Linked DNA regions of Homo sapiens: region 1 is linked to region 2. A link is an interaction called in ENCODE POLR2A ChIA-PET data of the cell type or tissue named here. Cell type or tissue: HepG2. All regions are shown on one strand. Each heading gives the region's core, and the rest is flanking DNA. Links, peaks and the distances in the headings are about the cores only.

Region 1 (15,127 bases), core at 4,623-12,622, 68 kb after region 2:
CAGGGTGCGGGACAGGCAGGAACAGGTGCGTGGGCCAGGCCTGCTCTGCCAGATTTTCGCTGCATTCTCCAGACCCGGAAAGGGCCACTTGCCAGTCGTTGCAAAATTGAGGCCGGAGTCTCTGCCTTGAAGTATCTGGGGGCGCTGCTGCCAGGTGCCAGCGAGGGGAGGGGGCAGCTGCCCAAGGGCTTTGCGTCCACTGGGGGGTATAAAGTTGGACAACTGCTTTGGGAGAAAGGGGTCAACACAATGTATCTTCTAAAAGCAAGGCATTCATCTGGTAACAAAATAAATCTGTTGAAGCCAAACAGGAGACAGGAATTCTGCAGACACTGCACTGTATCCCAAAGCTCAGAAGGGAATTGCTGGGGGGAGCACGGTGGGAGGACGCTTTCAACAGCTAACGGAATTATAAACCTATTATGTATTCAAGTCGAACAAAAGCTCTTTGCTCTCCCTACCGAAATTTGTTTTTACAAAAATCACGTTCCCCTCCTAAATCTTTCCTGGCTATCTGATGAGCGCAGCCAAGCAAAGGCCTTCACGAGCAAAGCACCCCTTCCGTGCCCACTTCTGGGAGGCACAGGATGGATTTGTCTCCTGCCCGTAAAATGTCACTCAGGCCCAACCACCTCCCTGGGCAACTTCTGAGTGCCCGGGAGCCATGGAATGAGCTCGTCTTGCCTTGAGTAAGGTGCCGGAACCTGAGGTCCCAGGAAGGTTCAGAATTGGGACTTCCTGCCAGCCCTGTCCTGCCAGCTCTTGGGTGGCTCTGGTACCCCGGGCGACTCTGAGAATCCCTGGTCAGACACATGCATGGGGGATGGGCTCGAGCTCCTGAAGGATTGACCTGGGCAACCTTCCAGAGCCACCTGGGAATCAAGTGGGACTTCCCCTCGACGATGAGGCAGGTAACTAACACCTGCTGCAGACTTTGTACAGATTGATACATTTGATAAAGACAGTCTGGCCCCAGCCCCTGGAGCTCGCCTCGCTGTGGTGAGGTCAGTATAGCCCGGCACTGCATCCCCCTGCAGGCCCAGGTTACCTGCTTGGTGTGGAGACCCCTCCCCAGCTGCAGCCAGACTTTGTCCTAAGGCGAAGTGCCACGTACAGCCAGCAGGGGGCGCCAGGAGCAAGGCGGAGGCTCAGCTAAAGCTGCGTGCTGGGTGCTGGGTGCTGCGGGGCACTGTTCAGTTCACAGCCCACCAGTGGCACGGTGCACACAGGAGAGCCTCCCAGCCCTGAGGCAGGGCCCCACACAGGAGGAGGCAGCGTCCTTGTGTCTGCATGTTTTGGCCTGGCCGTGCATGGGGGCGGGGCAGCTCACAGCTTGCTGGGTGAGGACCTTCCTGCCTCTAGGAGCAAGGTCCTTGCCCTGTCCTCTGCAGCCCTGGGGTCCTACCTGCCTCCCCTACAGCCATGTGGGACCAGGCAGCCTCTCTGCAGCCATCGGTGACTGCGAGTCACCAGAGCGTGCATCCGCCGGGTGCCTGCACTCAGCGAAAGCTCCACAGCTCCAGGACTGGGATCATCTCTACCTGAGGCTCTGGGAGAGAAGAGAAGGAGGCCAGCTCCTAACTGCTCTGCTCCTAGGCTGGCTCCAACATGGATGGAGACAAACTCAGAAGGAACTGCAGACAGAGGCATCCCTGCTGGACTCAAGCAACAGGGCCCCCCACTTCAACTGTACCCAACCACGGGTGGGATCCAGTGCCAAGGACAGTGTGTCCCAGGGTCTGTGACCACACAAATGGGAACTGCTTATGAAACCCCAGCCCGACCTCACCGCGGAATGGCAGTGTGGAAAGGGTGGAGGCTCTGCAGGCAGACACAGAACACAGATCTATGGAGTGTGTGTTAAAGGGTCCAGAGACACCCAGCAAAATACCAACTGTGTCAGTCCACGTCAACAGAGAACACAGGTGCAAAGGGGCGGGGGCTGTTTCACACTCACTCTCTTTATTCCTTCTACCAGCCCCAAGAGAAAAAGCAGCTGGGAAAAAGGCTCAGAATCAGTGATTTCCCCAAGATCACACAGCACAAGACCAAAGTCTGGGCCAGCCAGCCTTAAAACCTGTGCGCCAGACTGCTCTCACCTGTTCCCGAATGCTAACAGTGGACACGTCTGAGTGATGGGGTTACCACGTTTGTTTTGTTTTCCATGCTTACCTCATCTTCTTTAAAAAGCAGACAGAAACACAGAGACAATCCCACACCTGCCCATGGAATGATGAATGAATCACAGCATGACCAGGAGCATGGCCCCGTCGGGGGTGGGTGAGGGGCGACAGCACGTGGGACTCTGACAGACCCAGGGTGAGATGGCTCGGGTGAGGTCTGCATGGCAGGCATAGCCCCTGCCAGGCCTGGAATGTTCCACATCGCCCCCAGGTGAGGTTACAACGCATCAGCTGGGCTCTCAAGATTCACAGACATCGCAGCGTAAAAAACAAGAAAAACTGCCAGAGCCCCTCCCAGTGGTGGCCACGCTGTCCCACGGGAGCACTCCTGTGTCCCCCTCTGGGTCGGATTTCACTTGCTGGGTGATTTTCCCAGAGGGAAATCTCCACGTTGTACAGCACTGCAGAGCTGCGGACTGGGAGGCACCCGGGGACGGGACCTCATGCCCTGTGAAGGACACACAGGCAAAGCCTCGAGGGGCCGCCGGTGGGGCCTGGGGGACGTACTCACCCTTCCCGATCTGGACGAAGCCCAGCAGGATGATCAGGGCCAGGGCCAGGAGCTTGGCGGCGGCAAAGGCATCCTGGACCCGGGTGGCGGCCTTCACGCTGTAGCAGTTCACGGCCGTGAGCAGCACTGTGGAGACAGAGGGCAGCGGTGAGTTCCACGGGCAGACAGACGCCAGCTCAGGGGTAGGCTGGGAGGTGACGACCCCACCCCCACCCCAGGGCCAGGTCCACCAGAAAAACAAGCTCCTTAAACAGCTCCAGTCCCCTGCCAGCCCTTAGGGCACGTTCTGACTTTCTGAGACCTGTTTTGATAAACTTCGCAGTCCTTTCAGGTCTAAGGGCTGGATCCCAGGTGCCCCTTAAGATCTGCAAGGGACCTTTCCTCACCCCCCACCACACCAGGCCATGGAGTCCCACCTGTAGTCAGGACTTCAAGTGGGGTCACTGCCTCCAGAGACCCAGGTGAGCAAGGTGACCCTGCCACTTGGAAGGCGCCCATTACACCTTTTTGTACCTACTCAGCACCCTGACCTGACTGTGAGACCCACGCACAGCCCGACTGCCGGACTCCATGAGGGCGGGGCCCTTTCCTCAAAGAGGATCTTCTGTGGATTCCAACAGAAGTGGGGTGTCCCGCTTTCCCGGAACTACCTGGCCAGTCACCTGGGGACGGCAGCCTGGGAGGGGCCACAGGGGCCTGTGGTGAGCAGAGCAGACCCTGCTGCCCTGCTGCTTTGGGGGCATACGATGAAACCCAAAATAGCACCGTGTGCTTCAGAAGCCTGAGTGACCCCACACAGATGGCCAGAACGCCTGCCCCAGGAGGCGCTGAGATGTGGGGTCAGGCACGCTCAGACAGGTCTCCAGACACCAGCACGTCCTCCTGGGCCCTGTAAGGCACCCAGCTCTGAGCCTCTGTGTGTGTGTGTGTGTGTGTGTGTGTGTGTGTGTGTGTGTGTGTGTGTTGGGGGTTCTGTTGCAATATATAGGCACGCTGAGCCACTGTGTGTGTGTGCGTGTGTGTGTGTGTTTTGGGGGGTTCTGTTGCAATATGTGCGCACGCTGAGCCACTATTCAGGGATCTGTGAGCTGGTGGGGAAACAGCCACCCCCACAACTTAAAATGAAGTAAAATCATATTAATCCCGAGGCACTGACTCCACGACACCCCTCACTGCCTGCTGCACTACCCTTCACTCCTCTGCTCACGAGGTTATCTGTCGCTGTCAGCAGCTTGAAATCTGCCAGTGGGAACGTCTACACCCCAGAAGTGGGCAAAGGCCCAGCACGGGCCACCCACACAGCTCAGATCTCACAGCCCTCCCGGCACCGCACCACTAAGACTGCAGGAAGGTGAGAGCATCAGAAAGGCCGTGGGCTCCTCTTCTCTCTTTCCCCTTGGGAGTAACGCTCAGAAAGGTCTGGCCAGCCAAGGCCTTGAGGACTCCAGTGGCTTTTCCCCAGCTGAACAAATCCTGTGGAATCTTACAATGTAAGCAACAGACCCCGAGGAAAGACATCCATGCTAATTAACTAATGACACCGGAAACGTCCTGAGGTGCGGGACGGGCTGCCGCCTGCCTATCTCTCAGAAATTAACCACCCCGCTACAATTCTGTGGATGCCAGAGCGGAGACGGCTACTACACACCAGGAAAGTCTGGTTGAAAAATGTCTGAAAGTCAGTGTTTTCGCTGCTATTCCTAAAATAAAATACTTGAAATTCCGGAACTTCCACTCCTCACCCAAACTGAAGAGGTGATTCTTCACCTCTTCCCAGGGCTCCCAGGGACATGGAGATGTTACCAGTCCAGAGCTCTCCAGTCCAACCCTCAGGGCTCAGCAGGGTCAGGTCAGTGGGTCTAGGCAGCTCCTTGTCCGCTGCACAGGGCAAGGGGCAGGTCCTGGCTTGCCAGTCCCATTTCCTTATGGTTGGGGGGAGCACGACCATAAAAGAAACTGAGCCTCGGGGACCTAGCCGGCTTCTGGAGAGCTTTCTGGATTCGCAAGAGGCCGGCTGATTGCATCACTCGCTCATTCATGCCCGGAGGGAGGCGGGGAGTGGGTGTGGCCAAGCCGCACTCGAGGCTGCCTCTCCCCAAAAGGGAGAGAGGCACGCTGCCACCACTGAACTCCAGACACCAGACAGGCGCTGCGGAGACACTGAGCACTGCCCTCGCGGCTGTCACGTCTGCGGCTGTCACGTCTGCTAGGGGGTTGGGGGGTCCAGGAAGGGCAGCGAGTTGCCCAGAATTGCCCAACCACGGGCTGTCCTGCCACACTGACGTGGTGCTGGGTAATGACGCCATCAGGGCTGTCACTGTGGGTGGGACAGAGGCCAGGACCCCCCCGCCCCCCCCCCCACCGCCAGCCTGACCCTGCCTGCCCAGTTCCAACCCAGCCGCTCCCCAACCAAAAACAGTCTGGAGGGGCTGACGGGTGCCACCGGGAGGGTTCACCAGATCATCTCCTGACGTTGGAAATAACCACAGGACAGACAGGCGGGGGCCGGGTCTTGAAGTCAGGTGGGGAGCAAAATGGCCATAGAACAAAGGGGACCTTATATTTATTCCTTTTATAACAAGAACATAAATTTTCATGTTCACTGACTTTGGGTGATGAGTAAACAAAGGTTTCATTATTCTCCACAGTGTCCTTTTTTTTACGTTTTAAGATGAGATAAAATCTTAAACAAATACATGAATTCATCTGGGTTCAGTACCTTTCGACCTTAAGGAGGCGAGGCAGTCACAGGATAAGTCTGGGGTTTGAACCTCAGTCCCTGCTGGCACTTGCCCTCTCCCAAGCCTCAGTGTCCACACCATGGAGGGGCTGCTGGCTGCCCCCACAGCAGGGAGATCGACAGGGCTGTGCCCTGAGTCAGAGTGAGGGGGCTGAGCACACAGGGCCAGCCACCCCCAGATAAGTGTGGCCGCGCCAGCCTGCGGGGACAGCTGGGCCAGGAGATAAAACCCGTCCGGGGATACCCCGTGGCGTGGCTTGGCTTGATTGGCAGATAGCCGGGCAGGCTGAGCTGGGGGCCCCTCCCAGTCTGGGGTGCTGTCTTCCCCGTCCTCACCTGGCTGCCTCCCACCTGGCTGGCTGGCAGGGGCTCCAGAGGAGCTGGGGTGCCTTGGGGGCAGTGCATTGGAGGAACCCCTGCCCTCCTCCTCCCTTCACCTGTGTCTCCACCACCCTTCAGGGCCATCAGCCACAGAAACATCCTCATCTTCGGGTGGGCATTGACAGCAAGGCCCACAGCCCGGTGAAGGAAGGACAGCCCTGGCCATACCCAGAGCCAGCGCCAGGGCCTTGGCCAGGACACCTGTCACAGTGAGGCCCAAGCTGTGGTCCTGGTCCTGACTCAAAAGCCACTTCAGATACCCTGAGGCTCACGCAGGAGGGATTGGGGACGCGGCCAGCCCATTTCTCCTCAGGACCCTGGGGTGGGCACCAAGGCCTCCCACTGCTCTCGCCACGTGCCCTGCTGCTCAGAGCTGGGGCGTCCCGGGGAGGTTGCCACCACCCAGCATGAGGTGGGGGACACCCCCACCCCCTTGTGCCTCCCCATCTCTGGGGTGGGGCCGGCAGTGATACTGACCTCAGAGACCATGCAAGAAGGCACCTGAACAGGGAGGGCCCACAGACGGGACAGGTGCATACTGCTGGCTGGGCCCACAGACGGGACAGGTGCATACCGCTGGCTGACCCCCCAACTCTGCTCAATCACACACGTGCACACACACGCACAGCACCCCCACAACTTGTAAACCAGGAGGCTGCCTTCTCCTGGCCCCTGGCCTTACCCCTCTCCCCTCGGGGGGATGACTCTCTGAGGTGCCTCCCTGCCTGATGCCCGTGAACGCTCACCTCTGCGGCAGCCGGCTCTGCTCACCTCCCCTGATGCTGGCATCTTGGTCTCCTGGCCCCAACTCTGTCCAGCTCCTGATAAAATCCCGCTACAAGCAAAGGGATGATCCCCCAGGGTCCAGTGTTGGAGGAGAGGGGTGGGGGAAGGGCCAGTAACAGGTGTGTTCAATATGGAGAGCAGGTGGGACCTGTGGGCCCCGGCTGGGTGGGGACCCCGCAGGCCCCATGAACCCACCCCACACGGACTAATGCCTGATTCTTTCAGGTAATAAACATGTACCAGGTACAGGAGCATCCGTGGATAGGGTTCAGGGTCAGCCACAATGAAAATCCTCTCTGTTGGCCACAGAGGCTGCTCCCTGGGCCGCCGGTCCTCACCTGCCCCCGAGCCAGGCACAGCAGTGAGTCCTGCAGGGCTCAGCACCTTGGCCTGTCTGTAAGTGGGAGTACCCAGTGAACATGATCCTCCCGGGCCCCTTCGAGCCCAAACACAGCCACTGTGAGTGCCCCAGGCAGGCGTCCAGCCCAGGCAGGCATCCTGCAGTCCCTTCTGTCATTTTCAGACCCAACAGAAACAGAAGTGCTCCTGCCAGGCCCCCGAGGACTGCCTCCAGGAGTCATCTGTAATGACAGGCTGTGTTCCGCGCACGGTTTCAGAGTCTGTCCAGAGGGCCAATGCTGGGGCTGGGGCAGAGATGGTCCAAGGCCTGTGAGCTGTGCAGCTTTATAGGCAAATGACGATTGTTTACCCAGAACTGCCTGCTGGAGACAGCACAGAGGAAGTGGCCGGCAGCTTCATCAGTTCCAGGAAGCCCAGGCAGCCTGGTCCCCCAGGGTGCACCGGGCACAGCAGTTCGCACGGGGCCGGAGAGCGGCAGCTGACCACAGCAACTACAGCTGGCCCGACACCGGGCACAGGTACCAGCCCAGCCCAGTCCCGCCCAGTGCAGCCTGTGGCCCCTAGCGGAGCCAGCACCTGGCAAACCTGACACCCAGCCTTGGAGCTTGGGCCCCCCTCTGCAGCTGGCTGGGGCTCCTGAGACAGCTTCTTTGTCGGAATCCACTCGGTACGCACAGGGCCCCGAACTTGGTGGCTGCCCAGTGCACATGGGGCTTTAGTAGAACCAGTACCTTCCTCCCTGGCCCCTTCAAGTCTAAATATCCCCTGCTCTGAGTACAAGCCTCCACCTTCTCCACCGACAGACAGCCCCCACCATCTCCCGTGTCATCCCCCGGGGGAACTTATAAAAGCAGTGGTGGGGGAGGCGGATGGAAACCCAGAGCTTCTGATCAGGCAGGTCCGGGAGATGGAGACAACACATCTGCACAGAACAAGGTCCCAGGGAGGCTGGTGCTGCCGGCCTGGGGAGCGCCCCCAGCACAGGCGCGTGCTTCCCTGATGGACACGTCACCGCCCCGGGCTCCAGAAAATGAATGTGTCTGACCCAGTGACCCCTGTCCTCACCCAAGGCCAACCTCACCCCAGAATGGGCTGGAATGCCAAGCCTGCCCATGCCGGCTCCAGATCCACCTGCCTCCCTGCCACTGCTGGCCAGAGAGAGAGGTCAAAGTGGTCCGGAAACCCCAAGGAAAATGAAGCAGTTCCGGGGCAGGGAAGCAAAGGCAGCGTTCACATTTTTTTTTTTTTTGAGACGAAGTCTCGCTCTTGTCGCCCAGGCTGGAGTGCAGTGGTACGATCTTGGCTCACTGCAACCTCCGCCTCCTGAGTTCAAGCCATTCTCTCACATCTACCTCCCGAGTAGCTGCAGCCTCCGCCTCTGGGGATCAAGTGATTCTCCTGCCTCAGCCTCCTGCCTCAGTAGCTGGGATTACTGACACCTGCCACCACACCGGCCTAATTTTTGTATTTTTAGTAGAGACAAGCGTTCACCATGTTGGCCGGGCTGGTCTCGAACTCCTGACCTCAGGCGATCCGCCCACCTTGGCCTCCCAAAGTGTTGGGATTACAGGCGTGAGCCACCGCGCCTGGCCGGGATGGTCTGCTTATAATGGCTCAATTTTGATGCCCAGTCTCTGCAGAGCACAAGGCCCCACCTTTGGGCCGGACATACAGATGTCCCTGGGCAAACAGAGAGATGATCCCAAGGCCCTGGCCCCACCTGTCTGCTCAGTGTTGAAACAGATTTCTGTGAAAACAAATTACTAACAGGCTGGTGTCACATTTTCAAATTCTGTCACCAGCCCTTGAACACATGTCTTTGTACTTTTTTCCATTTTTAACCGGGGCTGAGTTACGCCCAACCACACTGTCCTGGCTGGCACGGGGGAGGAGGTGTCAGCTGCTGTCCAGAATGGGGCTGACACATTCATTTTAAACAGGCCAGGAAGATGCAGATTTGGCAAGCTCTGAAATTTGCCAACATCCCAAGTCCAGGGTAAGCAGGAGAACTGGAAAAGGGCAGCTTCTCATGTGGTCAGGTTCTCCTGACACAAGCGTCCTGGTGGATTTGGGTTTCCCAAGGGTCCTGACTCCAGGAGACCCCCAGGGCTGACAGGAAGGGCCACCGCTCCCTCTGAAACTCTGAAACCAGGCCACCCGGTGCTGAAATGCTGTGTGAACTCCGGCAAGTTCCTTTGCAGGGACTGAGCCTCCCTTTCCTGTTTCCAACAGACTGGAACAACTGCCTCCTGCTGCATGGGCGAAATACCTCGCGGACGTGTCTTACGGCGCCCCATGAAAGCATCACCATTAATCTGACCAGTCACCGCAGCATGAGTATCTTCAGGGCACAGATGAAGCCGTGGGCACCAGTGATAAGGAGTTGCCACTGCTGGCTAAGTGCGGAGCCTCACACATCTGTGGTCCGGAAACCCACGCCCCACTCCAAACCCTCTACAGCTCCAACAGTTATGCTAACAAGAAAAAGGAGTGAAAACCCGCTCCAGTCACGGTATTGTGGAGGTGGAAGGACACTTGTGGCAGCCAATCCAACACCTCCATTTTATAGCCGGGGTAAACGTAGTTCAGAGAGGTTGTCCCACTTGGTGAAAGTCACACAGCAGTTCCTGGGCGGCAAAGTGAGGACATCCAGGTCTCCTAAATCTCACCCTCGTGCTCTGGCCACTTGACTGGGATTTTCAATCCCGGCTGTCAAAGAGAAGCACCAAGTCCACTTGGGCTCCTGGCCAGCGTCCAAGCCAGTCCAACTCAACAGCAAGCGGAAGCAAATACCACACAATGAACTCGTTGAACAGACTCTGCGCTCAGGCTTAACCAGTGCACAGCCTGTACACCCGACAGGAGGATGCAGCTGTTCCAAGCTAAGGCCAGGGCCTCTCCCCAATCCCGATGGGCTCTGCAGATGCAGTGATGGAAGAATCCCTGGTGACGGGGAGCCCTTAGCTCTGAGCAGGACCTGAAGCCATCTCAGGGCTTGCACCGGCCCAGATGCTGCTGCACAAGTGCTCCAGGGGCTCCTGCCCTGCCCTCCTCACCTGCCCCCTCACCTGTCAGGGATGTTTGATTCCTGGCTGGCCCCTCCCCTACCTGACCCCTGCCAAAGACCCACGTCACCCCAGGCTTCCAGCTCTGAAGCAAACGACCAGAGAAGTCAAGCGCCTGGCTCCGGGCCACACAGCTTGAGGGACTCAGAGCTCCAGGGACAGTGCCCGGGCCCTGCTCAGGCCTTCTGCAGAGGCCCTGGGCTCTTCCAGTTGACTCAGCTCACAAGGCCCCTACACGGTAGCAGGTGAAGACAGGGCCCCAAGAACCCTCAGGCTCTGAAGCCACACATGAGAGCCGTGGACAGAATCCTGCATTGGCCTCCAGCAGCTCGAGAGCACAGGGACAAAGCTGGACTGGCCCCGGGGTCACCATGGCCTTGGTTTTGTAGCAGCTGCAGTTTGAGCACGTACACCAAAAATAAAATTCTAAGCCCCGTAACTGACTAAAGGGACCCCTCCTATTGCCAAAGGGATATTCCAAAGTTAACCTGAAAAACGAGCTCAGGTCACGATGGGAAGAGGGGGTCACACAGGCCTTGTTATACCCCCTCCCTCTGGAATTCAGGTACAGCGGACCAGCACTAACACTCAAACACAGATCTTGGCCTGGCTCAGTGGCTCATGCCTGTAATCCCAGCACTTTGGGAGGCTGAGGTGGGCAGATCACGAGGTCAGGAGTTCGAGACCAGCCCGACCAACATGGAGAAACCCCATCTCTACTAAAAATACAAAATTAGCCAGGCATGGTGGCGGCAGGCACCTGCAATCCCAGCTACTTGCGAGGCTGAGGCAGGAGAATCGCTTGAACCGGGTTGCAGTGAGCTGAGATCATGCCACTGCACTCCAGCCTGGGTGACAAAAACAAAACAAAACAAAACAAAACAAAACACAATATTCGTCTCCACAACCTCCTGTCTTACCCAGATACTCCTTTCTATTGATACCAGGTCTTTAGCTAATAACTCTTTCAACCAATTGTGAATCAGAAAATCTTTTGCCAGGCACGGTGGCTCACACCTGTAATCCCAGCACTTTGGGAAGCCAAGGTGGGCGGATCACCTGAGATCAAGAGTTCGAAACCAGCCTGACCAACATGGTGAAACCCCCGTCTCTACTAAAAACACAAAATTAGCTGGGCATGGTGGTGCATGCCTGTAGTCCCAGCTACTCGGGAAGCTAAGGCAGGAGAATCACTTGAACCCAGGAGGCGGAGGTTGCAGTGAACTGAGATCATACCACTGCACTCCAGCCCGAGTAACAAAAGCATCTCAAAAAAAAAAAAAAATACACACACACACACACACACACACACACACACACACACACACACACACACACACACACATATATATATAAAGAAAAAGGAAATCTTCGAACCCACCTGTGACCAGGAAGCCCATCCCCGCCTTGGAGTTGTCCCGCCTTTCTCGGCAGAACCAACAAATACCTTTCATGTACTGACTGATGTCTGCCTGTAACTTCTGTCCTTGTAGGAGGTATGAACTCCAGCTGTGGCCCACCCCCTGGGGCACATGTCCTCAGGGCCTCCAGGCCTTGGTCCTCACATTTGACTCCGGATAAATCTCTTCAAACATTTTACAGAGTCTGGCTTTCTCGTTAACAAGCAGCTCACACATACAGTGTCTCAGTAGTGACAGATGCTGGCCCACCCCGAGGTCAGGATGACTCAGCAGGGATCGAGTTTGCGGGCGTCACGCTCCAAGGCCCAGAATAGGAGGTCGGTGCTCATTCCTCACGTAGTGGGCAAATCCTAGGGCAGGGGAGGGGCGGGCAATGCCAGAGAACGGTCCCCACCTGGGGTGGTCTGACGGCCAGGGATGCAGGGAGAGACGCCTCCCACACTCCCGGAGGCACGCACGTGCTGTGGCCACCCCGGAGGGTCCGCCTTCCAGAGGGAGAATTCAGGATTCGGCCAGTATCAGGGAAGGAGACGCTGTGGGGGGCCCTCCTGTTGGAAAAGGGCAGCAGCGGGAAGAGGGTGCTGCCACAGGGCCTCTGGGGAGCGTGCGGGCACACAGTACCAATCTGCATGCATACACGTGTCCTGTCCCTGCAGACGGGCCAGGCAAGGCCTGCCCATGGCCAGCTATCCAGGTGATGCTCCAGGGAGGGCCAGGCCTACTGGGGGGCAGAACCCTGTGGCTGTCCAGGGTACCTGGATGTGAGTCTGGGAAGGATGGAGAAGGGTGGAGGAGCGCAAAGGGCCCCTAGGGGATGCTGGGGAACACAGATGAGCCTCTGACCCACCTGTGTCCTTACCTGGGCCGACTGGGCCACCCAGTCTTGCTGACTGACACCTCCCCAGACCCCTGGCACCCACCAGACTCCCCAGGCGTGGCTTTGTGCTCCCCTATGCCTGATGACAAATGGTGGCCTCAGTGTAGAGGTGGGCACTGTGGCCCCTGGCTCCTGGCTCGCTCCTGCCTCAGTTTCCCCAGCTGTAAATTGGGGATTATCACTGGCTTCAAAGGCTGGAGTGCAAAGTGGTGGCCAAGAGGTGGCCAAGAGGTGCCAAGAGGTGGTCCAAGAGTGTGCCCTACCTTGGACACCCCTCTCCTGGGGGTGGCTCTCAACCTGGCCTGGGCCCCCGGGGGTCTGCGCAACCCACCCTTCTGTGTGAAGGCGGCTGATACACATTTCTGGGCAAGATTCTGCACATTCTGCTGGATTATGAAAGAGGTCTGTGACCCAAGAAAAAAGGGTCACAAGTGCCCGTTAGGCTCTCCTGTGTGGCTCAGGTCATGTGCTTCTGTGAGCTCCCCCTACGGCCTTGCCCCGAATCCCGTGATGCAGCGTGACCTGCCTAGGTGCCGGCGGCACTTTCATGTGCGGCTGGGAAAGTCAGATTTCAGCACTAATCACTGGCTGCCGCCTGCAATGAGCCCACGGCTTGAGCTCTGGGGCCCACCCAGCTCCTTAAACACGCAGAACCTTTGCCAGCTGAGCCAGGATCCCAGCTGTGGGGGGTTGGGGGTGGAGGGGTGCAGGGATCCCAAAACCCAACCCGGGGCCAGGTTTTACACAGGCCTGGACTGAGAAGTGGGGCTACAGGCTACAGGTGCTTGATACCCCAGGGGGGCCCTGGAACAGGCCTGGACTGAGAAGCGGGGCTACAGGTTACAGGTGCTGGATACCCCAGCGGTTGGGGGGGTGGTGCTGGACACCCAGGGGGCAGATAGAGGCAGCCAGGCAGCCTGAAGACCCTGGGGCAAAACACACACAGGCCCCCTCTGCTCTCTGGTCACTGCTAACTGGCCAACTGGCCTTTGAGTCCACTGACCACAGCTAAGCCCACAGCCATCAAAACCCACCCCTTACACCCTTCACCCTTTAGGGAGGGGCTCAGAGACAGTTGTGGCGATTCCTACTTCCACCCATAGCCCCCCGACCCTGGGCCTGTGCCGAGCGTGGGTGGGTGACATCATCTCGCACCCAGAGCTCCAGACTAAAGGAAACCCTGGCTCCTGTCTCTGGCTCTTCCCTCCCTCTCTTTGTTCCCTTGCTCCTTCCTTCTTTTGCCAGAGGAGAAGACAGTGAGGCTGAGGGCTGCTCCATGTGCACAGTGAGCAGGAGATACAGGCACGTGGAGGGACGGTCACAGCCCGTGCAACTGGCACCTTCACACGCAGAGGCCTGGGATTCCCAGACACCTGGCGCTGGGGCCAATCCCATTCCACAGTCAGAAACAGGCTCGGCGGGGCCAGGTGGATTTCTCAAAGCCTTGGTTGCTTTTGGCCTGATGCTAGCTGGACAGTGTCTCAGCTCACAGGTTCCTAAACGCATACCCGCCCACACCAATCTGCTGAGGAGTGACAGCCATGGGGAGGAGAGCCACCTCACTCCAGGGACCCTGGCACCGTCTCCCATGAGGCCAGGTGTCCTCAGCCACCCGCAGCCAGAGTCCCGCGAGACCGACGGACGGCCTGCCCCTGCGTGACGGCACGCCTGGGACTGTCTCAGCAGCCCCCCATGCTTCACCCAACTGGGACAGGGAAACAGGAGGGGGCTACTTCTGCTTTCAAGGCATGGAGGAGCTGTCTGCAGGCCACTTCCCGAACACCTATGCGCTTGGAGAAGTGACTGAGACTGAGCCAGGGTATCTTCTCCACGATGCAGTGAGCCCATCGGGCCCTTCTTCTGAGAGCACCTCCCTGGAGGTGGAAGCCCCTGAGGCCCACAGCATCTTCTGAACCTGTGAGTTCCCACTTACTGAGAACTCGCCTGGATCAGTGCCGGGCCACAGTGGACCGGGACTTTGAGTGGATGCTACCCTACTCGCTATGCAGAGCCAGCTGGGGCCCAGGGAGGTCAGATAAACTGCCCAAACCAAATCCAGGCCCAGCCAGAATCTCAGCTCCAGCCTTTGCGCCTTCTGATAAAACCCAGCATCGCTTGAATTTCCAGTACACGCTGCCAAGTCTTCGTTAAGCAATAAATAACCACACAACCCTACTGTCATGCCAAGTTCCATATGGCCATCCAGAAAGAGACACATGGAGCTGGTTCCTCTCACCTTTATGACCAGTGAAAAGCGCACCAACACGAAGACACGCGTGAAAGGACCTCATCTCCTACCCAGACTGACAAGCAAGGGATTTTTTTCACTCACCGTCAGTGGGATGGTTCTAAGCACCGAGGCCAACCCATTTCACACGATTATTTCACAAAAAGAAACCTTCTGTGGGACGTGCCTGGGCGACTGAAAAGACAGCCAGCAAAACTGAGAACCTTGTTCTCAAATCTATACCCTCTCCCAAGGCAGCCTCAGAGGCCCGAGGGCTGAGGATCCAGACCCGAAAGCCACTGTACCTTCTGTAGGATCAGGCTCAAGGAATAAGGGGGTAAAAGGTGCCCTTTCCCTTCCTAAGCAGAAAATTCCAGAACCCAACCTTATGTGTGATCATTTAAAAATATATATATATATATATATATCAGCCGAGTAGGCTGACTCACGCCTGTAATCCCAGCACTTTGGGAGGCCGAGGTGGGCGGATCACCTGAGGTCAGGAGTTCGAGACCAGCCTGGCCAACGTGGAGAAACCCTGTCTCTACTAAAAAATACAAAATCAGCCAGGCATGG
Region 2 (15,127 bases), core at 4,328-12,327:
TTTTTTTTTTTTGAGATGGAGTCTCACTCTGTCGCCCAGGCTGGAGTGCAGTGGCACGATCTTGGCTCACTGCAACTTCTGTCTCTCAGATTCAAGCGATTCTCCTGCCTCATCCTCCTGAGTAGCTGGGATTACAGGCCTGAACTACCATGCCTGGCTAATTTTTATATTTTTAGTAGAGACGGGGTTTCACCATGTTGGTCAGGCTAGTCTTGAACTCCTGACCTCAAGTGATCCACCCGCCTCAGCCCCCCAAACTGCTGAGATTACAGGTGTGAGCCACCGCGCCCAGCCTCATTTACTTGTTTTGATAATTTTTTTCTTTTGGGATAATCGTAGCTTTGCAGGACAGCTAAGATAGTTCCTGAAGTTCTCCAGTGATCATCTTCCATACAATGGTACATTGGTCAAAACTAAGCAACCAACATTGGTATATTGCCATTAACTAAACCCCAGACTTGCTTTGGATTTCCCTGGGTCTTTTCCTACTTACATCCTTTTCCTGTTCCCATCCAGGATCCTACGCAGGAGACAACATTGCATTTAGATGTGGTTCACTCTTCAATGCAGAGATTTTAGACCCTAACCCATCTCACCCTGTGTAGCTCCAGGTGTGTGGCCTCCTGCTGCTGGGAGGAAACGCACCGAGTCGTGGTGCTCAGTGGCACCCTAAATGCCCTGGGAGCCTGTGAACCCCAAAAATCTGAGACAGGTCTCAATCAATGAAGAAAGCTTATTTTGCCAGGTCAAAGACAGGCACTGTGACACAGCTGAGTCAGGAGAATAGATCCTGGAAGAAGGGAACCGAGAGACTGCCTAGGACTAAATCAAATGTAAGGGCTTGGTACAGTGGCTCACGCCTGTAATCCCAGAACTCTGGGAGGCCAGGCGGGCAGATCACCTGAGGTCAGGAGTTCAAGACCAGCCTGGACAACATGGTGAAACCCCGTCACTACTAAAAATACAAAAATTAGCTGGGTGTAGTGGTGGGTGCCTGTAATGCCAGCAACTCAGGAGGCTGAGGCAGGAGAATCACTTGAACCTGGGAGGCGGAGGTTGCAGTGAGCTGAGAACGTGCCACTGCACACCAGCCTGGATGACAGGGAGAGACTCCATCTCAAAAATAAATAAATAAATAAAATAGAAACACTTCAGCTATGACAGGAAATATCCTCTTTACTTACATAGGGCATCTGTGTAAATGAAGCGTAAATGATTTCATTGACAAATGAGTAAGTGACTTTGTAACTTTACTTCATCCTCTTCATTTACACAGGGCGTACACCAAGTAAATGACTTTGTAACTTCACTTTAGCCTCTTCATTCACAAAGGGCATACACCAAGCAACCAATGGAAACCTCTAGAGGGTATTTAAATCCCAGAAAATTCTGTAACCAGTTTCTTGAGCCCCTATGCTGGGGCCCACTCCTACCTTGTGGAATGTACTTTCTCGTTTTCTTTTTTTTTTTTTTTTTTGAGGTGGAGTCTCGCTCTGTCGCCCAGGCTGGAGTGCAATGGCGTGATCTCAGCTCACTGCAAGCTCCGCCTCCCAGGTTCACGCCATTCTCCTGCCTCAGCCTCCCGAGTAGCTGGGACTATAGGTGCCCGCCACAACGCCTGGCTAATTTTTTGTATTTTTTAGTAGAGACGAGGTTTTACCGTGTTGGCCAGGATGGTCTTGATCTCCTGACCTTGTGATCCGCCCACCTCGGCCTCCCAAAATCCTGGGATCACAGGTGTGAGCCACCGCGCCCGGCCTTGTACTTTCGTTTTCAATAACTCTCTGCTTTTGCTGCCTCACTCTTTTTGCTTTGTTTGTGCATTTTGTGCAATTATTTGTTGGACAACACCAAGATGCCAAGAACCTGGACACCGTCCACCGGTAACACAGCCTCAGGGGGTCCTGAGGACATGTACCCAAGGTGGCTGGGGCACGGTTTGGTTTTACACGTTTTAGGGAGACATGGAGACATCAATCAATATATGTAAGATGTACATTGGTTCCGTACAAAGAGGCAGGACAACTCAAGCAGGGAGGGGGGCTTCCAGGTGGCAGGTCGGGGAGAGACAAACCGTTGCATTCTTTTGAAATTTCTGATTAGCCTTTCCAAAGGACGCCATCAGATATGTATGTATCTCAGTGAGCAGAGGTGTGACTGAATAGAATGGGAGGCAGTTTTGCCTTAAGCAGCTCCCAGATTGACTTTTCCCTTTAGCTTAGTGATTTGAGGGCCACAAGATTTCCAAGATTTATTTTCCTTTCACAAGCTGAAGAAGTGGGAGCTGCCTTTGGTGCTCTCCCCATGGACCTGACTCTGGCCTTCCCCTCCCTTTACCCCCATGGGTCCCTTGTCTCTGCAGTTGATTTGCTCACGAGATTCTAAATATCAGCCGTTTACTACTTAGGATAAACCGCAGGTCTTGCTGCAGTATCGCCCGTTGCTGATATGTGCAGATGCCAAGTTCTCTGGATGGGAACCATCTAGAGCCTTGGTAGTCAAAGGCCGGGCGCAGTGGCTCACCCCTGTAATCCCAGCACTTTGGGAAGTCAAGGCAGGCGGATTACTTGAGGTCAGGAGTTTGAGACCAGCCTGGACAACATGGTGAAACCCTGTCTCTCCCAGAAATACAAAAATTTGCTGGGCATGGTGGTGCGTGCCTGTAATCCCAGCTACTCGGGAGGCTGAGGCCGGAGAATCACTTGAACCCAGGAAGGGAGGTTGCAGTGAGCCGAGATTACGCTACTGCACTCCAGCCTGGGCAACAGAGCGAGACTCCGTCACAGAAAAAAAAAGAGTCTTGGTAGTCATGGGGATTGAAGCCTCTTTGGGAGTCCCATCCCTTCGCTCCTTCTGTGCCTGTGACCCCTCACTGTGAAGTGCACACTCCCAGAGTGCCCAGGCCAGGCTGGTTCAGTGCCACCCACCCTCCAGCCTCTCCCAACCCCCCACAGCCAAAGCACCGGCACAGAGGTCACAGGAGACTCAGGCCACGTGGCATCCAGATGCCGACAAAGTGAGTTCTTTACCCAGAAAATGAAAGGGAGACCTTCCCGAGGCGCTTGCCCATCCAACTGTGCAAGGATGACGGGGTTCCACTCAAGCCAACCGAAAACATCCACAGATAAGAATACACAAAATAAAGCCAACCCACAACAAACTCCCAGGACTCAGAATCCAACACGCCTCCCATCGTCGTGTTGTGACCAAGCGAGTTACAGAGAAACGCCACACTTTGAGACAAATTAAAGAGTCTTTTATTAGCCAGCGACCAAGAGGCAGCTAATGCTCAAAATTCTCTCAGCCCTGAGGAAGGGACTAGTTTTGTTTTTATACCGTGGTCTAAACAGCGGAGGCAGGATTTTAGCTGAAGCAATTTTTACAGAAGCAGAACTGGCAAAAAGTTAAAAATTTAATTGGTTACATGGCCGGGCGCGGTGGCTTAAGCCTGTAATCCCAGCACTTTGGGAGGCCGAGGCGGGTGGATCATGAGGTCAGGAGATTGAGACCATCCTGGCTAACGTGATGAAACCCCGTCTCTACTAAAAATACAAAAAATTAGCCGGGCGTGGTGGCGGGCGCCTGTAGTCCCAGCTACTCGGGAGGCTGAGGCAGGAGAATGGCTTGAACCCGGGAGGCAGAGCTTGCAGTGAGCCAAGATCGCGCCACTGCACTCCAGCCTGGGCGACAGAGCGAGACTCCATCTCAAAAAAAAAAAATTAATTGGTTACAAAAAATAAACAGTTCCAGGTGCAGGGGCTTAAACTATCACAAAGAGATAAATGCAGGGGCTTCGGGTGCCATCCACCGAGCGCGTCCCGAGGAGCTGCTGGTGCAGCTTGCCTCTGTATCTTATCAGTAGGTGCATTTCTGGACGTGCTTTGAGTCAGTTTACACTAGTTATGCCTTAAGGGAGGGAGATGAAAGGGGACTGCAGGTGAAGAAACTAAAATGGAGTCTGTCCGGCTCTCTCTCTGCTAGGAGAGAGTAGGCTATCACCGCTGAGCCACAGGGGACGGCAAGTTGTCCATTTTTCCTGCTCAGGGGCCGCTGACCTCACAGCAGCCGGAATGTGGGTGGTGGCATTCCAAGGGCAATCCACATTTCACCGTGATTAGAAAACGAGGCCAACACGGCTCAGGCTCTGAGCATGGCTTCTCTGCACTGGTGACTGCAAGAATATCCCTCATGCCTTTGAAGGGCCATGGAGAAGTTGGCATAGCTCTCCTGGAGTTCCCGAATCTCTCGCCCAAAGTAACTTGGCCCTTCGAGGCAGAATTGGAGAAACAGAACATCCTCACACCCAAGTCCCATTTTCTCTGTGGTGACCTGCAAACCACACTGCACCTTCTGGCTGCGACACCCTCAGATTTCAGGCCAGAACCTTGGAAGAAGTAGGGCCACTCCCTGGTTTCTGATGGGGCCAGAGTGCTGGGTTGGGGACGTTGCCTCCAGAGCTGTCTCTGGGGGCCCTGACGCTGCCGTGTGCTGGGAGTGAAGGAGCTCCTACCTCACGGGCCAAACCCACTCCCGCTCTCTCCCAGGCTCCAGGGATAAAACTGGAGACCACTATGTCTTGCTTTCCGTGTTCTTTCTCCCTGCCATGGCTGGGTGCAGAAGCTGAAGCCGCCTTTGCAAAATTATGACTGCAGCAGTGAAAGAGATCTAATGTAACCGACATCATCTTACTTCTTTTTGGTGGGTGGGGGGGGATGGAGTTTCACTCTTGTTGCCCAGGCAGGAGTACAATGGCACAATCTCGGCTCACTACAACCTCCACCTCCCAGATTCAAGCGATTCTCCTGCCTCAGCCTCCCGAGTAGCTGGAATTACAGGCATGTGCCACCACGCCTGGCTAATTTTGTATTTTTAGTGGAGATGGGGTTTCTCCATGTTGGTCAGGCTGGTCTTGAACTCCCAACCTTAGGTGATCTGCCTGCCTCGGCCTCCCAAAGTGCTGGGATTACAGGCATGAGCCAGTGCGCCCGGCCTTAACCCCTATTTTAAATGTGCATAATTTCTACATTGTCAAATCACAGAGTCATTGCATATGATCACATCTCTCATTTTGTCCTAGTCCTTCAAACAGCTATGCACGTGTATCTCCCACTCCCAGCAGTCCTTCTCTTGATATCTTGTCACTTTGGTTGTCTGAAACCCAGCCTCTAGGAGGTTCCTTAAAAGGCATATAGGGACCAGGTACAGTGGCTCATGCCTGTAATCCCAGCACTTTGAGAGGCCAAGGTGGGTGGGTCACCTGAGGTCAGGAGTTCAAAACCAGCCTGGCCAACATGGCAAAAACCCCGTCTCTACTAAAAATAAAAAAGTTAGCCGGGCGCGGTGGCAGGCATCTGTAATCCCAGGTACTCTAAGGCTGAGGCATGAGAATTCCTTGAGTCCGGGAGACAGAGGTTGCAGTGAGCCGAGATCATGCCATTGCACTCCAGCCTGGGGGAGACAAAGTAGAACTCTGTCTCAAAAAAAAAAAAAAAAAAAGGAGGCTGGATACTGTGGCTCACACCTGTAATTGCAGCACTTTGGGAGGCCAAGGCGGGCAAATCACCTGAAGTCAGAAGTTCAAAACCAGCCTGGCCAGCACAGTGAAACTTTGTCTCTAGTAAAAATACAAAAATTAGCTAGGTGTGGTGGCGCACACCCCTAGTCCCAACTACTCAGGAGGCTGAGGCAGGAGAATCAATTGAACCCAGGAGGCCGAGGTTGCAGTGAGCCGACATTGAGCCACTGTATTCCAGCCTGGGCGACACAGTGTGACTCCATCTCAAAAAAAAAAAAAAAAAAATACAAAGGCTTATGGGAATAATGAGTTCTTGCACGTCGATGTTTTGTCTATGCCCTTTGTACTTGAAGATCGGTTTTGCTTGGTGCGTCTTGAAAGGAGGCCCTGAGCAGTGATTTCTGAGAGTTCACAGAGGATGTAGACCCCAGCCTCTTTAAACATAACCAGAGTCCCCTTGCACTCACCCACTAATGCAGAGAAAACCACTCTGTCAGTGATAATCCTATTACATGTGAATGTAAATAAATTATTTTTTTAATGAAAAGCAACTATGTTTCTAAAACCACAACATATTTAGTAAGAAGGATGGCTTGTTTTATGTTTTTGCAAATAGAAGACAATTGGATTTTTATTTTATGTATGTATTTATTTATTTAGAGACAGGGTCTCACTCTGTCACCCAGGCTGCAGTGCAGTGGCGTGATCATGGCTCACCACAGCCTTAACTTGCCTGGCTCAGGTAATTCTCCCACCTCAGCCTCCCAAGTGGCTGGGACTATAGGTGTGCACCACCACACCTGGCTAATTTTTGTATTTTTTTTGTAGAGATGGAGTTTCACCGTGTTGCCCAAGCTGGTCTCAAACTCCTGGGCTCAATAAATCTGCCTTCCTCGGCCTCCAGAAGATCTGGGATTATAAGCATGAGCCACTGAGCCTGGCCCAGATTTTGTTTTCTGTTTTGGGATAGAGTCTTATTCTGTCACCCAGGCTGCAGTGCAGTGGCACAATCTCAGCTCACTGCAACCTTCACCTCCTGGGTTCATGCAATTCTCCTGCCTCAGCCTCTGGAGTAGCAGGGATTACAGGCATGTGCCACCATGCCCAGCTAATTTTTGCATTTTTAGTAGAGACAGGGTTTCACCATGTTGGCCAGGCTGGTCTTGAACTCCTGACCTGAAGTGATCCACTCGCCTTGGCCTCTCAAAGTGCTGGGATGACAGGTGTGAGCAATCACGCCTGGCCTGTATTTTCAGTAGAGACAGGTTTTCACCATGTTGGCCAGGCTGGTCTCAAACTCCTGACTTCAGGTGACCCACCTGCCTTGGCATCCCAAAGTGCTGGGATGACAGGTGTGAGCCACCATGCCAGGCCAGTGGCCCAGAGTTTATATCTGGTTCTGCATTCTATCTCCTGGCTGCATCATGTCATATGGCCTCTGGAAAACTTCACTGAACACTCATGAAAGAATCCCTGGACTTTTTGTTTTGCTATGTTGTCATGCTCTCTGCTTTTTTGTGGGGATTTGGAATGTTCAAAAACTATGCTGCCACTGCCATCTTCCCAGATCTTCATAAGATTGCTGATAAGGGAAAGGGGTAAGAAATAGAAGGTAGGCCATGTGTGGTGGCTCACACCTGTAATCCCAACACTTCGGGAGGCCGAGGCAGGTGGATCAGTTGAGCACAGGAGTTTCAGACCAGCCTGGACAACATGGTGAAACCCTGTCTCTTCAAAAAATCCAAAAATTAGCTGGGCATGCTAGCACACACCTGTAGCCCCAGCTACTCTGAAGGCTGACATAGGAGGATCTCTTGAGCCAGGGAGATCAAGGCTGCAGTGAGTGGTAACCACTCCAGCCTGGGTGACAGAGTGAGATCCTGTCTCAAAAAAAAAATTAAAAAGAAAGAAATAGAAGGTGAAGCTGCAATGTTCTCTCTCAGCATGTCTATTTAACATTGTACCAGAAGGCTTAGCACAAAAGGCAGGAAAAAGAAATAAAAGGTTTAAGGTTTAGAAAATGTAGAAAATTTAAAGAATGTACGGATAATCTATTAGAATCCATAAGTAAATTTATCTAGGTTGCTGGATACAAGATCAACATACAAAAACTAGTTGTTTTTCTATATATCAGCAGCAAACAAAACAAAGCTAAAATCTTAAAAGTTACCATTTATAAAGTCACCATTTATAAAAAACATCAGATACTTAAGAATAAATCAAACAGGCCAGGTGCAGTGGCTCACACCTGCAATCCCAGCACTTTGGGAAGCCAAGGCAGGTGGATCACTTGAGGTTAGGAGTTTGAGACCAGCCTGCCCAACATGGTGAATCCCTGTCTTGACTAAAAATACAAAAATTAGCCGGGCATGTTAGCATGCACCTGTAATCCCAGATACTCGGGAGGCTGAGGCACCAGAATCGCTAGAGCCTGGGAGGTGGAGGTGTCAGTGAGCCAAGATCACGCCACTGCACTCCAGCATGGGTGACAGAATGAGACTTCAATTCAAACAAAACCAAAACCAAAACAAACAAACGAAGAATAAATCAAACAAAGAATTTGCAAGACCTCTACACTGAAAACTACAAAATATTGTTGAGAGAAATGTAAGGAGACCAAAAAATAATGGCAGGGCTCTTTTAGTAACTGAGACAAGACTAAATATTAGAAAGATGTCAGTTCTCCTCAAACTGACCTACAGATTCAACACCAATTTTTTTTTCTTTTCCTTTTTTTTTTTTTTTTTTTTTTTTTTGAGACAGGGTCTCACTCTGTTGCCCAGGCTGGAGTCCAGTGGCTTGATCTCACCTCACTGCAACCTCCGCCTCTCGGGTTCAAGCGATTCTCCTGCCTCAGCTTCCTGAGTAGCTGGGATTACAGGCGTGAGCCACCACACCTGGCTAATTTTGTATTTTTAGTAGAGACAGGGTTTCGCCATGTTGGTCAGGCTGGTCTTGAATTCCTGACCTCAGGTAATCCACCTGCCTTGGCCTCCCAAAGCACTGGGATTACAGAAATGAGCCCTGGAGCCTGGCTGCTTTGGGTGTTCTCGAGACTCTACACTCTCCTCCCGTACACCACAGCAAACAGCTCGGACCCCCTGACAGCTCCTGGCCTTCCCCAGCTGAGTGGAAGGCTTCTCCAGGGCTTACTTCAGTTCTTCGTGGATTTTGCCCAGTCGCCCGGAGGCTGCAGTTCCACCAGGCAAAGCCAAACATGCTTGTTTGTTCTATTAAGAAATGGCTGGTTAATCTTTGGACCTAAGTGCAATGTTGGACGTGGCTGACGTTCATTGCTTGAGGAGGTATGTGTTATTGAAATGACCCAGAAGGCTGCATTTGGCAGTTTCCCTTACTTCTGACCCAAGCCTCATGCAGGGCTGTGTGGGTGCTGCCTGCAGCCTTTTGCAAAAGATGGAAAAATGGCAGGAGGCACGAAAGACCACCAGGAAAGCCGAGCGAGCTCCTCAGGCTTGTTCCATCAGGTCTGGGAAGTCAGTAAGCCATGGGAATGAGATCCCAGCAATTCTTGGGTCCTTCCAGCTGTTTCATTCCTTGGGAATTAACACATAGGACCCTGAGGGTTCTAACGCACAAGGGCAGGGAAGGGGGCCAGGCCATGCCCGCGAGCTTGCCAGGTCATTGTCCTGGGTCACGGGGTGGAGGAACCTGCTCTGTGCACGCAAGGCACGAGCTGACTTGCAGGGCCGCTGAGTCACGGGAGAGTCAGGAGTCAGTCCAGTGTAGACTGCGTGCTAGAGTGGTTTAACAAGGATGCCAAGTGCATTGTTCAAAACATGGCTCCCCTGTCTGCCGTGAGTCGTCTTGAGGCGGGGCTCCTGTAATAACCTTCCCCCAAGGCCTCTCCTCTGCAGCACCCCGCTGGACACCTGAGGTCCTCTCCCTGTACAAAGAAAACCCAAACCCACTGCTTCTCTTTGGCCATTAGCTTTTGGCCTCTTCAAGCTGCTCTTTGGGGTCTTCACGGTCTCTGGTGGGATTCTCTCTGCGAATTAGGTTTGCATTAAGTTTTCTATCTTTATTACGCAGAGAAGACTGGCTTCACGGGCTTTCCCCCTACTTGGCTAGCAGACACATCTTTTCAGCCCTAGGCAAAAGAATCCCGTGCTCGAATTATCCAGAGATAATGTACGTTTGCTGTAATTAACAACCCACCAGAGCCCTGGGGCGCTCCCTACAGACATGGGTCTGGTGTGGCAAATGTGCAAGGGAACTGGCTCTGCCCGGCCCTCCCAGGCAGCTCTCCCATTTGTCTCAGTATCATCGCCTTCCCAGCTCCCTGGGGCTCCCCCTCCCAGAGAGGAGCAGCCCAGGCCTGACTGCCAAGACACAGGGCATCATTTACCCACTATGGTTAGAAAGCTTGCCCAAGCAATGGCACCAAGCCAATAAATATTATTCTCTGCTATCAACAGCCAAGGCCACACTCTGATTTGTTAGTGGTGGGTTAAATAAACAAGACTTCTGGCTGGGCGCGGTGGCTCATGCCTGTGATCCCAGCACTTTGGGAGTGGATCACAAGGCCAGGAGATCGAGACCATCCTGGCTAACACAGTGAAACCCCATCTCTACTAAAAAAAAATACAAAAAATTAGCCGCTCGTGGTGGCATGCCACTCTGTAGACCCAGCTACTCGGGAGGCTGAAGCAGGAGAATAGTTTGAACCCAAGAGGCGGAGGCTACGGTGAGCCAAGATCGCCCCACTGCACTCCAGCCTCGGCGACAGAGTGAGACACCAACTCAATAAATAAAAAATAAAATAAACAAGACTTCCAGACCACGGGTGGAGAAGATCCAGCCAGGGAGCTGGGCACAACTCCCCGTTTCACTGTGCGGTTTCATTTCAGTTGGAAAGAACTTCATCTGTTGAAGTGCACAGACAGCATTCAGAGGCTAGAGACGCCGGCATCGGCACAGCACACAGTGCCCTCTGTTCCCCTGGCCCAGGCCAAGAGCTCTTTGTGTGTCTGAGTGACTGGTCAGCACTGGGCAACAAACCCACGCCGGGAGACGGACAGCGAGCCGCCTCAACCCACCAGCCTCTGGGGAGCCTCTCATCTCGCAAGCACCTGCGGAGGCCCGCCCGGCGCCAGACCAGTCCAGGCACCCAGAGGCCTCTGCTCTCCTGGAGCTCATGACAAGTAAACAAATACACAAGATGGTTTGGGATCCCGATGAATAAGTTAAGCAGGGCAACCCAACAGGGAGGACAGGGCTCCCGCATGTGACGGACCCAGGAGGGAGCGACCCCCCGTGTTGACATGGGGGGAAAGGCGGGAAGTCAGAGAGGCCGGGAGGTCAGAGAGGCCAGGAGGTCAGAGAGGCCAGGCCCCTTCACACGGGGTGGGCGGGGGGGGGGGGGATTTGCTCCCTCTGGAGGCCAAAGAGGAGGGTCCTTTCCACCTCTTCCAGCTTCTGGGGGCGGCTGGCTTCCTGGGCTTGTGGCGTGTCTGTCACTCCAGTCTCTGCCTCTGCCTTCACGTGGCCTCAGTGCATGTCCTCACATGGCCTTCTTATAAAGATACCTGTCATCGCATTTAGGACCCACCCTAATCCAGCACGACCTCATCTTAACTAATGGCACATGCAAAGACCCTGATTCCAAATCCGGTTATGTTCTGGGGATCCGGTGAACACAAATTTCGGTGCTTTGCTCAGTTTCTATGGAGTCTTGTGTATAGGAAGGGACAGGAGAAGAACCAAATTCTCATCTGAGGCAGATTTTTATTCCTCATTGCAAAATTTAAACATGAAACCAATTAAAACCTTTTTGGGGAGGCCTCTGCTCAATCAGTCAACCAAGGACTATTTACCAAGCAGCTGGTCTTGGGCTCAGCTCTGCAGTCAGCACTGTGGTACCTGACACGGATTGGCAGCTTGCTCTCAGAACATTTCCAGGCTAACCAAGAGGACGAGCACAACGAGCTATTTTTCAAGGAATAGATCAGTTAAGATATAACCCACCTACCGTACGATTTGCCCATTTAGAGTGCGCAATTCAGTGGCCGTTAGTACAATGACAGAGTTATGCAGCTATTACCCCAATCAATATTAAAACATTCTCTTTTCTTTTTTTTTTTTTTTCAGATGGAGTCTCACTCTGTCGCCCAGGCTGGAGTACAGTGACACGATCTCAGCTCACTGCAACCTCTGCCTCCTGGGTTCAAGTGATTCTCCTGCCTCAGCCTCCTGAGTAGCTGGGATTACAGGTGCGTGCCATCACGCCCGGCTAATTTTTGTATTTTTAGTAGAGACAGGGTTTCACCATGTTGGGCAGGCTGGTCTCAAACTCCAGACTTCGGGTGATCCGCCTGCCTAGGCCTCCCAATGCTGGGATTACGGGCGTGAGCCACCACGCCCGGCCAAACGTTTTCTTTTTACTTTTTTTTTTTTTTTTTTTTAGGACAGGGTCTGGCTTTTTTTTTTTGAGATGCAGCCACAAGGCCAGGCTGGAGTGCAGCGGTGCAATCTTGGCTCACTGAAACCTCTGCCTCCCGGGCTCAGGTGATCCTCCCACCTCAGCCTCCTGAGTAGCTCAGGCCACAGACACATGCCACCGTGCACAGCTGATTTTATTATTATTTATGTATTTATTTATTTAATTGAGATGGGGGTCTTGCTATGTTGCCCAGGCTGGTCTTGAACTCCTGAGCTCAAGCAATCCACCCGCCTCAGCCTCCCAAAGTGCTGGGATGACAGGCGTGAGCCATGTCACCTGCCCCAGTTAACTTTTGTGTATATTTGGTAGAGATGAGGTTTTACCATGGTGCCTACACTGGTCTTGGGCTGAGCTCAAGCAATCCACCCACCTCGGCTTCCCAAAGTACAGAGGTGAGGCACCATGCCCAGCATAACTTTTCCTTTTTTAATTTATTGAAAATACATAGGACTGTATAAAGCCAAAATTACCACATCACCCTGGGGTTTGTAATGTATGTAGGTGCAATATGCAAGACAACAGCAGCATGAAGCATGGGGGGTTGGGTAAATATGGTCACAAGGCTTCTATGTTTTATGTGACGTTTATATTTCTAATACTAACTCTGGGCTGGGCGCGGTGGCTCACGCCTGTAATCCCAGCACTTTGGGAGGTGGATCACCTGGGGTCGAGAGTTCGAGACCAACCTGACCAACATGGAGAAACCCCGTCTCTACTAAAAATACAAAATTAGCCAGGTACGGTGGTAGATGCCTGTAATCCCAGCTATTTGGGAAGCTGAGGCAGGAGGATCGCTTGAACCCAGGAGGTGGAGATTGTGATGAGCCGAGATCGCGCCACTGCACTCCAGCCTGGGCAACAAGAGCGAGACTCCATCTCAAACAAACAAAAAACAAAACAAAACAAAACAAAACACTCTGAGTAGACTGTGAAAAACTAAGGGTAGATGTTGCAATCCCTAGAGCAAGGAGAAGGAATAGCTAAAAAGCCATAGTTCTTGCTTCATAATGCTAATACTTGGGGTGGGCATGGTGACTCATGCCTGTAATCCCGGCATTTTGAGAGGCCGAGGCAGGTGGATGACTTGAGTTCAGGAATTTGAGACCAGCCGGGCATGGTGGCGCATGCTTGTAATCCCAGCTACTCAGGAGGCTGAGACAGAAGAATCGTTTGAACCTGGGAGGCGGAGGTTGCCGTGAGCTGAGATTGTGAATTGCACTCCAGCCTGGGCAACAGAGCAAGACTCCGTCTCAAAAAAAAAAAAAAGCTAATACTCAGAATAGAAATTCCAACTTGACCACTTAGTGGTGTGATCAGAGGCGGGTCTCTCAGCCTCTCTGAACTTCATCTGTCCTGGGAATTGAACAATCTAAGCTGTTTATCCCCCAGGGTGTCCCAGAGGATGAAATGAGGCAATATCAACTGTGCACTGTGTTTTGTAACCTGAGAAGCATTGTTAGCCTGCAAAGGGTCCCTTCCATTTGACAGGATTCTCCTGTACCAGAGATGATGGTTTCCTCCCTATCCCCCAAGAAAACAGAGACTATCTCTGATTTCAGCAAACAGCTGTGTCAAGGCCTCACATCCTTGGCATGCAGGCATGTCTCAGTCATTGGTGAGGACCTCTGATCCCACCTTCAGGTTCACGATCAAAGGGACTGTTCCCATTTCCTTGGGCAAGAAACCAGAGGCCCGGGACTTTGTACAATTTCCGAAGCAAATGTTATGCACACATACGCCTTCCCCAGCCCACAGGAGATACGCATTTCCGGAAGCTTTTGGTGATCGTGATCACACGTAGGCAGTTTCCAAAGCGTGAGGGGACCTGGTGGTGCAGGTGAGGTGGCCCGTCCCAGGTCCTACAAGGTCCTCTGGCACAGCTGGGATCCCTGCTAACTCGGCGGAAGGGCTCTCTGCTCACCCTGCCACCTCGGTGCCCTGTGGACCCTGATCAGCGGTCTGAAGCCAACTGCCCTGGCATGACCTCCCTGTGGGGTTCCCTTCCCAGCCTGAACCCTTTGGGGTTCCACTGCTCACCAGGGGTGATGCTTCAGAAATCATACTAAACAGCACCTGCTTCAGAGGTCTAACCTACCCCTGGCCCAGCCCAGGTAGGAGTTCCCCAGTCTTCATGAGCTTGGGAGGGGTGGTCAGACACCAGGAGACTGTTGCCATTCCCTGCAGTGACACTCCAGAAACCAGGCAGCCGACGGTCCCAGAGGGGCGAGTCTAAAGGGAGGCACTGCCAGGTGGGGTATCCCAGGCTGCAGGACACCCACGGAGAGGCTGAGGGTTCCGGCCAGAGAAAGGAATAGAGCAGAGCCCTCTGATTGCTCCTTCCTACAAAGTCTAGGTGGACGTCCTCAACAGCAGGTCGCTTTGCTGAGGGGACTGTCTTCAAGGGGAAGCAGCCAGAGAAATCTACCACGACCTAAACCAGCCCTCACACTTAGTCTTCGGCACATGCCAAAGGTGTTCCCTGCGTTAGTCTCCACTGCTGCCGCGCTTCCCTCCCAGCAAGCTCAAGAAAAGCCTGGCCCTGTGTGTATCAACCGCATGGTCCCCCTTTGATCTCTCTGGCCCAGCTGCCGGGCCCTGGCTCGCCACTGGGGAGGCCCTCAGTCCTCTCGCATTGATCCTTCCAGTGAGGCCACGGGAAAGCCTTTGGCACTGGGTGCTGTAGGGCACATGAGCTGGGGTCAGAGCCTTGGACCACCAACTGCAAGGGGTGCTGTGGAGGGCTCTCTGGAGACCCCCACAGCACTGAGGCTCTCGTCCCCCGACCAGGAGTTTCTCCACAAATTGTTCTCCAGGAACTGCCCTTGGCTAAAGCAATGTCACGTCCCAGGCCATGGTCCCTCCCTGGTGGCCCATGTGGAATCACTCGTCAGTGTCATATGAGAAGAATTGTATGCTCAGACCCTGTAACCCAAGGCAGCTGCCTGCTTGCCAGTGTTGTCTCAGAGCCTGTTTGTTGCAGCAACAAAAAGCACAGGCATCTCGGGGGCTTGAAAACTCAGGCTTCTTTCTCGTGTACATCAAGTCCGCTGGGGGTCCAGGAGGTTCCCCAGGGTAGCTGCTGCCAGGGGAGGGCCCACACATGACCCACGCCAACCCCTGCTTGCCCAGCCATCATGCAGAGGACAGAGGAA

What was found. Peaks named below come from ENCODE experiments on the same cell type or tissue, not always from the same donor. Only the 100,000 strongest peaks of a DNase experiment are listed, where the experiment ranks them.
Region 1: POLR2A ChIA-PET joins it to region 2 with 14 read pairs; 28 of 35 experiments call an interaction of 5 or more read pairs at or near these places.

Annotation. Positions count from the first base shown.
Region 1 is chr16:87,849,030-87,864,156 of GRCh38, forward strand. SLC7A5 (solute carrier family 7 member 5) reads right to left here. Exons shown (of 10, transcript NM_003486.7): 2 at 2,695-2,820. It overlaps MIR11401 (microRNA 11401), which reads left to right and starts at 4,867; the gene lies at 4,867-4,935. RefSeq lists enhancers at 345-1,251, 3,970-4,877, 4,465-4,704, 4,878-5,783, 11,476-12,233 and 4 more and a silencer at 6,906-7,094. In HepG2, for the core only: no CTCF peak of the experiment used is centred there; DNase peaks (open chromatin) are centred at 4,862, 5,282, 8,672, 9,702 and 5 weaker places; H3K4me3 peaks cover 1,953 bases.
Region 2 is chr16:87,780,973-87,796,099 of GRCh38, forward strand. No RefSeq gene overlaps it. Among named protein-coding and RNA genes, the nearest start is that of KLHDC4, 23 kb to the left of the region's middle. RefSeq lists enhancers at 8,659-9,160, 8,978-10,177. In HepG2, for the core only: no CTCF peak of the experiment used is centred there; DNase peaks (open chromatin) are centred at 7,966, 8,769 and 9,229; H3K4me3 peaks cover 563 bases.